Linked DNA regions of Homo sapiens: all the other regions are linked to region 1. The links are chromatin loops, found by intact Hi-C in ENCODE. Cell type or tissue: heart right ventricle. All regions are shown on one strand. Region 1 holds the start of ASPN (asporin). Region 2 holds the start of ECM2 (extracellular matrix protein 2). Region 3 overlaps CENPP (centromere protein P).

Evidence for each region. Hi-C counts contacts between places; a loop is a spot of excess contacts. Peaks named below come from ENCODE experiments on the same cell type or tissue, not always from the same donor. Only the 100,000 strongest peaks of a DNase experiment are listed, where the experiment ranks them.
Region 2: it touches region 1 in a loop (2.4-fold over the local background); 7 of 110 quality-filtered maps call a loop at or near these places.
Region 3: a loop joins it to region 1, with 2.9 times the contacts of the local background. A loop is called at or near these places in 10 of 110 quality-filtered maps.

Annotation. Positions count from the first base shown.
Region 1 is chr9:92,480,575-92,485,574 of GRCh38, forward strand. The region is part of intron 5 of CENPP (centromere protein P); the gene reads left to right. ASPN (asporin) reads right to left here and starts at 1,932. Exons shown (of 8, transcript NM_017680.6): 1 at 1,719-1,932. In heart right ventricle, no CTCF peak of the experiment used is centred here; no DNase peak of the experiment used is centred here; H3K4me3 peaks cover 2,299 bases; H3K27ac peaks cover 4,418 bases.
Region 2 is chr9:92,534,785-92,539,784 of GRCh38, forward strand. The region is part of intron 5 of CENPP (centromere protein P); the gene reads left to right. It overlaps ECM2 (extracellular matrix protein 2), which reads right to left and starts at 1,206. Exons shown (of 10, transcript NM_001393.4): 1 at 1,149-1,206. RefSeq lists a silencer at 4,483-4,777. In heart right ventricle, no CTCF peak of the experiment used is centred here; no DNase peak of the experiment used is centred here; H3K4me3 peaks cover 2,185 bases; H3K27ac peaks cover 4,245 bases.
Region 3 is chr9:92,598,617-92,603,616 of GRCh38, forward strand. The region is part of intron 5 of CENPP (centromere protein P); the gene reads left to right. Among named protein-coding and RNA genes, the nearest start is that of ECM2, 65 kb to the left of the region's middle. In heart right ventricle, no CTCF peak of the experiment used is centred here; a DNase peak (open chromatin) is centred at 2,354; H3K27ac peaks cover 5,000 bases.

The sequences.
Region 1 (5,000 bases):
AGAAGCACATAAGCTTTCTTGTTTCCATTTAACTGGTCTACAAACTTAGAAAGTTTATCTAAGTGAAATGGTATTTCCTCTCAGACACTATTATTAGGTAAATAAGTCACTGTGCTTTTAAATCCCATGTTTAAAGGCCCGCTTGGCAACTTTTCCCCTGGGTTTAAACATGCCTATCAGTTCACAGGTACCAGTAGCAGATTTCAGCATATAAATGTGATATAACATACTCCATATATTTCACCGAAGGAATCCAAACCAAATTCAGATGTAATCAAGGCATAGTCTTGTAAGCTAACAAATGAGTTAAAAGTCCAACATGCATTTGGAAACTTATTCACAGTACCATTTGTTCATGGATACTGATAAAGATAGCACTTTCCTTAAAAAGTAGTTAATTTTACCTTAGAAGTATAACTAGCATTCTGACAAAGCATTCTAGCTGTTCTTCCTTTTATACTAATTTTGCCCTTCATTAATTTCTCCACATGTCTAGCAATCAAGCTACTGTCTTAAAAAACAAAATCTACTGCCTCTCCATTTTTATGATGTTTCCCACAGTGCCTCAAGACTTGTGCTTGTAAAGTTAATTGTTTTTGTCTCAAACCTCAGATCAGTTATCAGAATATTTGTTTTTAATTGAGTAGTTAGTTGTAACAGAAGACTATATATCCTCTGTTCTTTCCACTACTACACTATACTCCTTAATGCCAAAAAACAAACTAAAAACATCAGGATCCTTTTATGTGTGTGGGCTTGTGCTCGATTTTTCTTTCTTTTTTCATTTCTTTCTTTTAACAGCTTGATTCTTGGATTTAAACAACTTTATTTTTAGGGAAATACAACCCCCTCAGGTTCTTTATGACTCAGTCCCTACACCATGTGGCCACTGTTTCCTGGGTGCCACACCTCTGAATAGATTAACATGAAAGAATGCTGTGCGCTATTTAGATTACTAGGGAGTAGAATATTGAATACATTGCTTAAATTTTTTAATCTAAAATTTAATCAGAAATTTACTTTGGGAGTAGACAAAGGAAATCTTTGAAAGTGTTAAATTCTGACTGTATACATGCTGTGAAAATTTCCTAATCTTTCATATTGAATATAGTGCTAGCTAAACTATTGCTGATAAGTATTCTTTCTTGGAATTGAATAGATTTCCATTTGAACTTTTCAGTGCCATTTCATTATAATAAGGAAGACATTTATCAAGGAAAAAAATGAATATTCAAATGTATAAGTAAAATTGACATTTCAGTAATTCACACATTTTAAATACACATTAGAAAATATTTTAAATATTGAAAAATATATTTACTGTTTCATTTAATATAGCTGTGATATCCCCAAACTTCATGATCATTATTATAGCAATGTTATTTTCCTAGATAAACATACAAGATGTTTATTTAGATGACTTTTAAAATCAATCATGTTAACATTTATGGTAAGGCATAATGACAGGTTTTCACTTAGCTGAAAAAAAAAGTCACATAATTATATTTAAAATACATTCATTATAGGTAAGACATAAAACTAGAATAATTTTAGGTACAAATTTAGGTTTGTATTTAAATGCTGATTTTTAAGAAATTATAGAGATAAACTTTGGACTTTATCCTATTATTTATAAGCATTTATTAATAACATTAATGTCTCCTTAGTATTGACTGTAAAGTATACATCGATACTTGTAAGATAGACATGAAACATACCTGTCAGAAGAGAGTAGTCCTCCTAAAAGTAGAAGTTATCCACCATGTACTACTTATCTATAATGTAAATGTTCTCAGACACTGTGTAAGAAGAAAAGATGAGGAGGTATTACATTTAAAAGAAAAAAAACACCCTTCAACACAGTCCTGGTGTGGCTGCACCCTGGGTGATACTGGAATAAACTGCTCCCACAGATTAGTCCATGTTAGTACTGAGGAGCAAGATTAAAACTTGTTACTGCTCATGTGTTTTCCATCACTGTTTGTATCGTAGCCAAGACTTCTAGCTAAACTCTAGACGTCTACTGGAAGATTCTGAAGAAGAAAAAAAAAGAAAGTTTAATAATGCATGGCAACTGGCCATTGAAAGTGCAGTCGGAGTCATTCAAGAAATACCTAGTTTTAAAAATATTAGATTCTTAAGTGAATGAATATTTGTAAATTACAATTTCAAAAATTACTCAACCTGTATAGACTAATAAAATATTTATCAATCTGAATAAAGGATACCAACATTACTGAAGTATATACCCAAACTTCAGATGTACCTGAGAAAGAACCATACTTTTTTTTTCTTCTAATGACTGTAGCTATTGCATTATGCATACTTCTCCAGACTTTTTTTTTTTTTTAAGCTTTTAGCACTGCTATAGCATGTCAGGGAAACTATGGATGAGGCTCCATGAACTGCTCCCTGGACTCAACATATGTGATATAACACAGACACACATGCATGTCCAAGTAACACCCTCTTAGGATGCATACAACTTTCCCTTTTCAAGAGAATATTAGCTATGGCCTCACTGACATTTAGGGAGACTTAGAGCAGGGAAGATGCTATTTCCTGAAAATAAATCATTATTTGTACCCCCTTTCCACTCATCCCCAAGAGACTGCCCAATTCTACATCAACTAAGACCTTCAAGAGAGGACAGTTTTCTTTTTTTTTTTTTTGAGACGGAGTCTCACTCTGTCACCCAGGCTGGAGTGCGGTGGCGCAATCTTGGCTTACTGCAAGCTCTGCCTCCCAGGTTCACGCCATTCTCCTGCCTCAGCCTCCCGAGTAGCTGGGACTGCAGGCGCCCGCCACCACGCCTGGCTAATTTTTTGGTTTTTTAATAGAGACAGTGTTTCATTGTGTTAGCCAGGATGGTCTCGATCTCCTGACCTCGTGATCTGCCCGCCTCGGCCTCCCAAAGTGCTGGGATTACAGGCATGAGCCACCATGGCCGGCCTGAGAGGACAGTTTTCTAACCCTAGTGGCAAGGACTTACTGTTGTAAGTGACCCCAATGGTTCTTCCCAACTGTTGTATAGATTTGGAGGCCAGCAAAGAGCTTTTCCAGTGGGTTAGAAGACCTGTTCTCTACTGTCATCAAGAGTCTGACCATCGTTTGTTCCCTCTCTCCAGAGAAATGGCACACATTGTGTTAAGCAAGGCAGCTACAGTCCTAAAGAATACATGTGCCTCAGATGTGCATAGCAGCTGGCTATGTGTTCATCCTCCCCTCACTTAAATAAAGTACTCCTCCTTGGACCTCTAGGCTGACAGTTCCAGGCAGCTCGGTAGTCCCATTAGTGGCCCTCTGTAACTCAGGCCCCATCCTAGCCCTGCAGCACCTTAGGGAATGACGGCCCTCCTGTTTGGTTTAGAATGCTCATATTCTCATTTATTCAAGTATATTTCAGTTGCAAATGTATCTGTTAACTGGATGAATTGGGAACATAATGAAAATATGAACTGGATTTTTAAAATCTTTGTATCCAGAGCATCTAGTGTTTGCCTAAATTCCTTCAGAACACAGTCATAAACAGGAAGCCCTTGGGTCAAATTCAGTTTGTCCTGCACAATGTTTTGTTTCTGAACTGTTTATTGAAGTGTATGTTACCAAAAAAAAACATATCATAATGGTACAACTCAATTAATTTTTACAAAATGACCCCAATCAAGAAATCCCAGCCTCACACTCCATTCTCATACATCCAGAATCCCTCCTCTTACTCCTCAAGTCACAGCCTGAGTTCAGCACCATAGGTTATTTCCTGAACTTTATATAAATGGAATCATACTGTGCATTCTCTTTTGCATCTGGCTTTTTTCATTCAGTGACATGCTTTTGAGATCCATTCGTGTCATTGTGATACACAGTAGTTCATTCTTGTCACTGTATAGTATTCTCATACATGAATAAGCCACAAATTGTTTATATATTCAACTAGATTAATTACCTTTTGGAGAGGTACTATGAACGTTCCTCAGTCTGTCATTTGGGGGTCATGTGTATGTATTTTTGTTAGGTGAAATTGCTGTATTTAAAAATAAGATTTCAACTTCTCTTTAAAAATTAGGCTTTCCCAGTCTGTGATTTCTGGTTTTGCATGGCAACTGTTGTCTCTGGGACTTGTGTTTTTCTCTTCTATACTCACAGGATGTTGTCCACGTCACCCACCCAAGGCACTCCTCAGTCGAGTTGCCTGCATGGCCTTTCTGGGTGCAGTTTTGCCTCCCATATCTAGAGAGTTGAGAGGCAGTTCCTGTAAGATTGTGTTTCTAAAGATATGTTACAGCTACTTTTCCTTCTCCCCACTGTGAGACTTAAGCTAGTCTTCCTCTGATATTTTGCTTCGATCTTTGGTCAGAGGGCCTAGGGAAAGAAATAGGCCCTGGAATAAGATGCTGGGGTTAGGGGTAGTATATTTGGCTTATTCACTCTGTTCTGCAGATAATGTGGTAAAGGTGCAGGCCTCAGGCACAACCCTCCACCATCTTGGGGCTGTGACATGGAAAGCTTTGCCTCACATTTGCCAGAGATGGTGCAGCAGGCACGAACGTGCCATCTGGGAAGAAACTGGAGTTTATCTCCACCCTTTTCCAGGTTATCATTCCAAATGAAACAGTGTACCTCTTCTTCCCTCAAGTATTGTGAAGAGAAAAATCTTCCATTTTTGTTTCCTAAAGGGGTCCTATGGAGGGGACCTAGTTCTTTTCTCCATGCTTTTTAAATTGTTTTATTTTTGCCTCATTGAGCCTTAGTCTAAATATTGAAGAACTAGTTGCATTATAACAGTATATTTAGGAATCACAAGTAATTTACATGTTGCAAACACAAAGATAAATTACAAAATTGAAAAAGTAATATTCTCAGTACTGACAGTTTATGAATAAAAATATTGATTGCCATAAAAGGAACTTTAATGCAAATTTATTTTCCTTTGGCCTTATATATGCTAACCATCGTGAAAATAAAAATAAATTGCCTAATCTAAGCTCTCGTATGATTTC
Region 2 (5,000 bases), 54 kb after region 1:
AAGTGTGCTCTGATGGATATCATAAGTGCTCTGCAATGCATGAAATGTATACATTGAAATTTTCTTGCATTAACAATTGTATGTGCAGACCTTCCATCCTGTTGTGAGGAGTCAGGGCCTAGACCTCGAGGCTCTAGAGTTAAACTCTCATGAGGGTCTCAGGCATCCTGCTGTCCTGAGGCATCCTGAAAGCACTCACTTATGGGGCATTGCCTGATTGAGTGCTTAGGAGTGTGAATGTGCCAGCTGTGGCCATTCTGAGCACACCCCTCTCTCCCAGTATCCTCATTCTGGAAACTACCTCTCTTTCTTTTTTTCCCCCAAATTGACTCACTTTTACTTACCCAGAAATCTAAATAGATAGGCACAGAAATAAACTTACAGAGCTATTTGAATTTTGACAAAATCAGTATCTAAACAGTCTCACTACAGTGTTTAAATACATTTTAGGAAATGGTCTCTCAATACTAATTTTACTATTAATGCTTAGGCCCTCATTATTTTCATTGATATACAGAATTTTGCTTTGCACTTAATATTTGCTTTCATAAACAACTTCGTAATTGAGTGTTTGCCTCCTAGAGGTAAATTTTCTGGGATTCCAATCATAGTATCATTTTTATCAAGTAATTTTTTTCCTTCTAGCACTTACTGTGTTTATCCCAACATTAAATATTATTTATAAACCTTGATTAACTTATTTTTCTTCATTTAAAATTTCTTACCAGTTATCTTAAGTAAACTTTAAAAATATTAATTTAGAATTTTAAAATTCTACATGAAGTCATGAGATGTCTATTATCTATTTTCACTTCATTCAACAGATTTAAAATGAAAAATATTTTGAATTATTTATGTTCTTTTAGGACTTAAAAATTAATAATATTTTCAAACCAATTTATACTTCTATTGAACACATAATTCCACCTAAACATATAAAAATAATTTAATACTAAGTATACAAGGTCTGAAATACTTGGGAAGTACATCGTGAAAAAAACAAACAGAATAATGCATACTTTGAACTTTAAAAATCTATTAGTAACGAGCTAATTTACTCAAGAGTTAAACAGTTGTGAAATAAAATACCCAAATATTAAAACCATTCCACATGCTAAGTAGAAACTTAAAATTTAAAACTTTTTTACCTGGAGATCTAAACTAAGTAGGCTTTGCTTGGTGTCATTTAAGTCTCCAGCTGAAAATGAAACAAAATCAGAGCTTTCTTTAAAAACAAAGAAAGGACAGAAGGGAATGTTGAAAAGTATTTGCTGAACTTCTTAGTAAAATCTAAAATAACTGCCTCCCTTGGGGATAAATGCCTTTCAGTTCTTTGTGCAGAAAATCAGCCAAGAAAGTAACCAGGGAAAATGGTTACCAAGGGAAATATTTTTTTTAATCATAAGAAAAGTAGAAAACAGCAGTGGGTGTGGGGGAAGAGCATTTTGTTTGCAGGCTGAAAAGGCAGAGTTGGAAACACAAAAATGAGCTTGATTAAGAAATCTGTGGTTTTCATAGACTATTCGCATTAAAAATGTTAAAGTTTATACTAGCCAGGATGATGTCACTTGAGCTTTATCAGATTATAGGGATGATATTCTCGTCAGCTAAAGGCTGTGTATATCTGGAATCTATTTTAAATTGGATTAATAATATTTAACTCATCTGCCCACCCACCTCGATCTCACACACAATACTAACAAAACGACAACAACAAAAAAATGGTTACGTATTAATATCAGTGGAAATTATGTAACTTCTAACCATGAAATAATAGAAAGAAAATGTGAAAGGGAGCTGTGTGGCTCCTAATTACCTGTTACGCTGGCAAATTAGTTGTGTACTTTGGCCTCAGTTTCTTTATCTGCAAATGAGAAGTTAGAGACAGATCAGGATTCCAAGCGCAACCCTGCTGTTTATGAGGGACCTTGAGTAAGTTACTTAATGTTTCTGACCAAAGTTCACTCTTCTGTAAAACTAGGGTGATACCTTTCAAATTTTTCTGAAAATAAAAGGAATAACAGATATGAAGGTCCTAACTCAGTGCCTATCCTAGACTAGGTAATTTTAGAACTATTTTTTAAATTTTTTTTTTTTTTTTGAGACGGGAGTTTTTGCTCTGTTGCCCAGGCTAGAGTGCAATGTCGTGATCTCAGCACACTGAAACCTCCGCCTCCCAGGTTCAAGGGATTCTCCTGCCTCAGCTTCCCGAGTAGGTGGGCTTAAAGGCGCCTGCCACCATGCCAGATTAATTTTTGTATTTTTTTTTTTAGTAGAGATGGGGTTTCACCATGTTGGCCAGGCTGGTCTCGAACTCTTGACCTCATGTGATCCACCCACCTCGGCCTTCCAAAGTGCTGGGATTACAGGCATGAGCCACCGCACCTGGCCTGAAATTCTTATATCGTTATTTCAGGGGTCCAAATCATTTGGCAAAGAGGAGCTAAATATTTGTTTAAATGACGTGGTTAGACTGAATCAGGATTTTGTAAAATGACCTAGATAGACTGAATCAAGATAAGGGACTAAATACATAAGCCACTCAACTTCCTAAAAATAAGGAAAATGATATCTATTTTTAAAAATGTAAAACTAGCTGAGTGCAGTGGCTCACACCTGTAATCCCAGCACTTTGGGAGGCAGAGACAGGTGGATCACCTGAGGTTAGGAGTTTGAGACCAGCCTGGCCAACATGTGAAACCCCGTCTCTACTAACAGTACAAAAATTAGCCGAGTATGGTAGCACATGCCTGTAGTCCCAGCTACTCAGGAGGCTGAGGTAGGAGAATCACTTGAACCTAGGAGGCGGAGGTTGCAGTGAGCCAAGATTGTGCCATTGCACTCCAGCCTGGGCAACAGAGCGAGACTACATCTCAAAAAAGAAAAGAAAAGAAAAGAAAAAGATGAGTACAAATGAGCAAACACCATTAAACAGGCAGTTCATAGAAGAGGAAATGTCAGTGGTCAATAAAACAGAAGAGGAAGATTTCTCAATCTCAGTAACAGTCAAGAAAAGTAAATTAAAACAGGAAGGTTATTTTTTCACTACCATAGTGAGATGTTGCTGACAAAACTTTGGGGGTAGAAAAATTACCCAAATAATGCCAATGCTCAATCAAGCTTGAAGACCACTGCTAATCAAAAATCATGGCCTGATTTGAAATACATACATTGTTTTTTGGGGGAAAAAAATGTTGATGATATGCTGTGTTGGCCAGTGTGTAGGGAAAACAGAAACTCTCCTCTTCCTTGAGGACAGCTGAACAGTAGCTATGCTGTCTGTCCTACCATTTCACCTCTAGGAACCCATTGTAGAAACACCTCTTTCTGTACAAAAGTGTGCCTTCAAGGAAGTACTCTGAAGTACTGTAACCATGGATTAGAAAAAAAGTTAACCCAGTTGTGTATAGATAGAGAACAAAGTGGGCTTACCATAAAGCTATTTGGAGAAACAGAAGTAACTCCATTAATACCACCATGCATAGTTGTCCATGCTATACCAGGAATAAAGAGATTTTCAAAACTGTACATGTATTATGATCTTACCTTCTTTTGATGTATGTAATTTAGCATTTTACTAGAGAACAAATTGGAAGGAATAAACAACAAAATATTAACAGTAATTACAGCGAGACTTTTACTATGTTCTTTTATATTTTTATCATGTTTTGAGCTTTGTATAATCAGATAAGAATAACTTAAAAAGAATACAAACAATCAAAAAAGAAGTAACTCTTAAAGTAACAGCACTGAGGAATACCAGTAATTACCACGATGAGATTGAGAAGGTTGCAGAAAACCAAATTTTATAATTTCTGAGGTTCCTGCTCTAAAATTTTGTGGTTTAATGGACTGTTACATGAGTCCTTTTGCAGAAACTATTTTAACCACACTAGCACATGGAAAATGCTGGTATTATGGTTTCTCCTACCCCCTTTATTATTGCAGACATGATTATGTCCCAAAACTTGGTTCTGACAACACTCTGCAGGAATGTGGTATTGGTCACCAAACAACATGAGCAGAGTGAGCATTACCCGTGCCACAGGGCCATCTGCCTATGAAGATTTAGACTCTAGGACATTTCTTTCAGGTGATATTTAAGTAAAATCACCTTTTCAGTATTTTTCCTGATTGTCTAGAGTACCAATAAATTGGGGTTTTTTTTAAGGATGCAATTGTCTACCATATGACAGCTTTGTAGATATTAATACCCAAATAAAGGTAAATTTTGGAAATTTTAAGTAGGGCCATACTCAGAAATTAGTTTTACCTTGTTCAGCCCGAATAAGGAGGCTTAAAGCTGTGCCTACAACCCCTGCCCACGCACTGAATATTAGGTACAATGTTCCGGTATCTTTATGGTTAGTTGAGAATAGTCAACGGTTGGCCAACGTAAGTGGAGTAGGGCGAGGTAAAATGGCTGAGTAAAGCATTAGACTGTAAATCTAAGGACAGAGGCTAAACCTCTTTTTACCAGCCCGGAGGTGACTTTCATGTTGAATTGCAAATTCAAAGAAGCAGCTTCAATCCTGCCAGGTTTCTCCCGCCTTCCCCCGCTCCCCCACCCCCCACCCCAACCCACTGCCTGTGGAAGAAGTAGATTGAAGCCAGTTGATTAGGGTATTTAGCTGTTAACTACATTTTTATGGGTTTGAGTCCCATTTATCTAGTAAGGGCTCAGCTTAATTAAAGTGATTGATTTGCGTTCAGTTGATGCAGAGTAGAGTTTTGCAGTCCTTGGGTTTGCAGAAATTAAGTATAGCCTACTTACTAAGGGCTTTGAAGGCTCTTGGTCTTGTTTAACCTAAATTTCTGGAAGATAAGCAGGGTTAGTGGCTAGATTGGTAGGAGGAAGATGGAGAGGATGCTAAGTGAGGGGAGGAGTAGTATGGACTTTGTTCTAGGACTGACCTCTTGGCCCATAGTTCAAATGCCTTTTAAGCTATACTAAAGTGTTACAGTTGCTTCATTTACTTTAGCTGAACTTACTTTCCCAA
Region 3 (5,000 bases), 120 kb after region 1:
CACATGGCCAGCTCGGAACACACTGTTTCCTGTCTCCTGAGACAGAAATTTGTATGAGAAGCAAAGATTACAAAGATTACAGATAAATGAAATTTAAATATTCAGTTATAAAACAAATAACTGAAGGGGTTTTTTTTTTTTTTGAGGAATTTTTCCAGCTTAACAGAATTAAAATGAACTATGATGAAACATGGCAAAAACTACAAGGAGGCCAGGCGCAGTGGCTCACACCTGTAATCCCAGCACTTTGGCAGGCCGAGGCAGGTGCATCACTTGAGCTCAGGAGTTCGAGATCAGCCTGGCCAAAATAGTGAAACCCCATCTCTACTAAAAATTAGCCAGGCATTGTGGTATGCACCTGTAATCCCAGCTACTAGGGAGGCTGAGGCAGGAGAATCACTGGAACCCCAGAGGCGGAGGTTGCAGTGAACTGAGATCGCACCACTGCACTCCAGCCTGGGATGGAGTGAATTCCACACCCAGAGTAAGACTCTGTGTCAAAAAAAAAAAGGAAGTGGAAATATGGTTGAGAATAAAGGGATTTCTGTTGGAATTTCATCCCTAGGGGTTTGAAAACCATTTTACTATTCAGAAGCACAGAAATGGCCCAAACCAGGCCCTGAAAGGAGCCCAGGAAACAAAAAGGGTGAAAAGAAAAAGAAAAAAGTCCATCTTAGGCTTAGGGGCTAAGGTCACACAGGACAGACCTCCCCGTCCGACACCAGCCCCTGGCTAGACTATCACTGTGCCATACGGGAGGGATTGTGTGGTCAGTAGTTTTTGTTTTGTTTTGTTTGTTTTTGTTTTTGTTTTTGTTTGAGACAGAGTATCCCTCTGTCACCCAGGCTGGAATGCAGTGGTGCGATCTCGGCTCACTGCAACCTCTGCCTTCCAGGGTCAAGTGATTCTCCTACCTCAACCTCCTGAATAGCTGGGACTACAGGCTCCCACCACCACGCCTGGCTAATTTTTGTATTTTTAGTACAGACGGGGTTTCACCATGTTGGCCAGGCTGGTCTTGAACTCCTGACCTGACGTGGTCCACCTGCCTCGGCCTCCCAGAGTGCTGGGATTACAGGCGTGAGCCACTGCGCCTGGCCCAGTGGTTGTTTTTTTAATCTGCTTTCCTCCTGTTTCTCAGAGTCACTTCCCAAGAGAAAGCACTATTAAAAGTATGGTGTAGCTCCCACTAGATGTTTCTCCATTTACGAGACATGGTCAGATTACTTTCCCCCTAGGCTGTGGCCTCCTCCAGCCTCTCTTTTGGTTTATCTGTGTCTCATGAACATCCAAACTGCCTGGAGCTCCACAGGCTTCCCTGGGGGACCAGTGGGACCCACCTCCCCTGGTCTTTCCTGGTCCGTGTCTTCTGCAAAGGGCCAAGGAGTAACTGTTTTAAGCTTTGCAGCCATGTAGTCTGCTCAGTCACTAAGTTCAGCACAAAAGCAGCCACAGACTGTATATACCTAAGTGAGGGTGGCTGTGTGCCAATCAAACTTTATTACAGACACTGAAGTCTGAAGTTTGCATTTAATGTAATTTTCACATGTCACGAAATCTTTGGAGTTCTTTTCAACCATGTTTAGCTTGAGGTTCCATACAAGAACAGAAGGGCGTGGGATCTGGCTTCTGGCCTGTCATTTGCTGTCTCCTGCCCTGGCTCTCTTCCTGTCCATACAGGCCCATTATTCATGCTTGCATTTGCTGTTTGTTTATTAAAATTCCCCAGCTCTTCGTTTTAAAAATGCCATTGGGATATATTTCCAGTAGAGTGGGTCTCTTTCAACTCTGGGTTTCCCTGGTTCTTCCCAAGTCTGTACAAACAAGAAAAGTTGGGTCAAGGGAGGATGGAGGCTCCCAGCTGGTCTGTTCTGCAAAGGTCTGGAGATGAGGTAAGTGCTGAGGGCTGGGCCACCCCACTGGGGCTGGGGCACATGGAGAATGTTTGGCACAAGCCCTTGCGAGGGTTCTGGGGCATCAGTCACTACCAGAAAGACAGCGCAAGTCATGCCCTGGTCGGCCATCCCTTCTGGTGGGGGTTGTGTTTTTGCTCCTGTGGCAAAGTGCTGCAATGACATTCCAGCTCTCCCAGGTTTATGCCCCACCATGGGTTTGGAATAGAGAGGCTTTTCTGGTTGTTTGTTTTACTAAGCAACATTTAGGACACATTTTTTAACTCCCTGTGGACAAGCAATCCTTCTAACAGAGCTCCTCAGCTGTTCCCAGTTATTTTTGTGGATGGTCTTGTGGATGGTGCAGGTCCCCTGAGGGGTCCTTCCTGGACACCCATGTTCATCCACTGAGGGCGACTGATCTCTGACTTCCGTCCCCACACAGGGTCAGACAAGTGGGTCTGATGCCTCCTGAGCCAGCAAGTTGCTGTGCTCCCTTGTTTTTTACCAACCAGACGACTCTTAGGGGCAGACGTGTGTGTCGCTAGGTCTGTGTTTGCGTGTCCGAGCCTCAGGACCACGTCCAGGAAAGTTAGGCTAATATGGTTTACAGGAGGCAATTCAGCAGCATAGCCACTGCATTCCTTTCTGCTTGTATCACTACATGGACGTATTTACTTCAAAAACACAAATAGAGTCTAGAAAAACTGGTTAAAAATCCACACAATTAGACTTGGAGATACAGTCTTTCCATCCTGTATGTAATCAAAAGATTTAAAAGTCAGGCACCTTTTGTCCAGCCTTGTAGCCTGGGGATTTCTGTTAACATTTCAGTCGGACGCTGTGTCAGTGAGGGACTCTCTTCTGCTAGGTGTGCCAATCAGGAAATTTCCAAAGGGAGCTTCTGGTGCTGCCGGCGGTTAGTTGTTACTTCAAATGATTGTGATGATACAAAGTGCTCGAATATCCAGTCCTTTCCATGTTAGAGCTCTTGAGAATCTGAAAACCCCATCTCGCCTCCCCCGTGGGGGTACCAGCCCTCATTTAAACGCCACGCTGTGACCAAAAGGACAGAGGTGCCTGGCCTGGTATTAGGCCCGGGAAAGTCTCAGTGTCAGATAAATGACTGCGTTGTGTCAGCTCCATGTCACGCTCCATGTGCCCACAGAGGAGTGGGCTGGGAGGGGACAGCAGGCACTCTTGGGAGACTGTAAATCGGCTGATCAAACAAGGGGATACACTGAGGGTGAAGGGACACAGTCTCTCCCCAACAGCAAAGCGACTGACAGATGTCAAAAGAGCTAGACTGAGGTGTCTGGGAGAGCTCGTGCCTGCGTGTTTTGAATATGGGTGTGCACAGACAGGGGTGGAAGTGGCTGCAAGTGGCTCATGCACCTGCACACACCAGTGTGTCCTTCCTAGCTCTTTCCACTGACAGGCCCTAGAAGTAATGAAGCTCCAGGAGCAACGAGCCCAGGTCCTGGTTTGTAAATACTGTCAGCTCCTTTGATTCTAGAGCTGGGCAGGGAAGTACAAAATGAGCCTAGAACAGCTGATGATGCCAGAGAGTAGGAAGACCTCAAAGAATGGTGGGGCTGTGTCAGAAGAACCAGGAGCAGTTTACAGGAGCTCATACTGGCCAGACCTGGGGGCTTGAGCATCACGACCAATAGTGATCTTAAACAGGTTACAGCCTATGGAATAAACAAGTGACTGAGTGGATACTGATACAAATGAATAAGGGAAAAGGAGAAGCTCTTTCTGCTGGTAGAAAGCCAACAGATGCGGGAGGAATGATGGAAACGGAAAGCCACCTTTTGGGACCCTCACTGTCGTTGGTGTTGCCATGAGCCATCATAGGGTCTCAGACTCAGGAGTGGACAGTGGTCTCAGGACATCCCATGGAGCACAGTGGTGGGGCCGCGTCTGAGGCACACAGGCAGCATTTCCATGGGGCTCCAAACCTGGCATCAACTCAGCATGGATATGCAGCGTTAGGCCCAGATTCAGCAATCTGTGGTGCCAGCAGCTGCACCCAGGCTGTCAAGACCAGCCATGCTGGGGCCTGAGGGGACAAGGAAGGAGAGACGCAGTTGGGACAGCTGGGGACATCTGAAGGGGCACGTTCTGGTTTGGAGAAGTATGTTTTGGTCACATAGGAGATCTGCTCAATTGGGGAAAAACCCTGTGTGTGTCCAGGGGCGAGGGGTACCATGTCTCAGCATGGCGCAACACAGAGGGAGGTGACAGGCGGTGTGAACAGGCGGCAGCTTCTCATTCTCCTCGTATACTGTTTCTGTAAATTCAAAATTACATTCAAATTAAACTTTTTTTTTTTTTGGCGCAATTTCGGCTCACTGCAACCTCTGACTCCCTGGTTCAAGTGATTCTCCTGCCTCAACCTCCCGAGTAGCTGGGATTACAGATGGGCGCCACCACGCCCAGCTAATTTTTGTATTTTTAGTAGAGAAGGGGTTTCACCATGTTGGATAGGGTGGTCTCGATCTCTTGACCTCGTGATCCGCTCGCCTTGGCCTCCCAAAGTGCTGGGATTACAGGCATAAGCCACCACACCCAGCCTCAAATTAAACTGTAAAAACACGACTGAGGCTCAGAGAGTTTAAAAGGGATTTCTCAAAGTCATATAGCCAATCAACAGCTAAGTGGGCTGAGGTGGGACAAAGGCCCCTTGTCCCAGGCAGGGCAGTTGTGCAGGCCCCAGGGCCCCGGCAGTACCTGTTCACTCGGTAATGGTTTGATTGTCTAACACACATAAGATCATACGCATGGTAATGTGTGAAGAACCTAGACCAGTGTCTGGCACAGAGGTGCCTTTGTATTTGTCAGTTTTCTTTCTGAAATGAGGGCAGATCATTGTTCTTCCCAGTGCTCCTGCTGTAGGCATTTCTAAACCTTTCTGAAGTTTATCATACTTCTCTCAGAAGTCTTGTGCGTGGAGAGCAGGGGTGTGGTGGTACACTCACCAAGACACCCACAGTGCCAAGTCCAACAGACATGTCTCTGCTACTTTCACCAGATGCTGCAGGAGCTGTTGCCCACTCCCTCCTCAGCGATCCCTGTGCACTTCCCCACCTTCCTGCCTACACT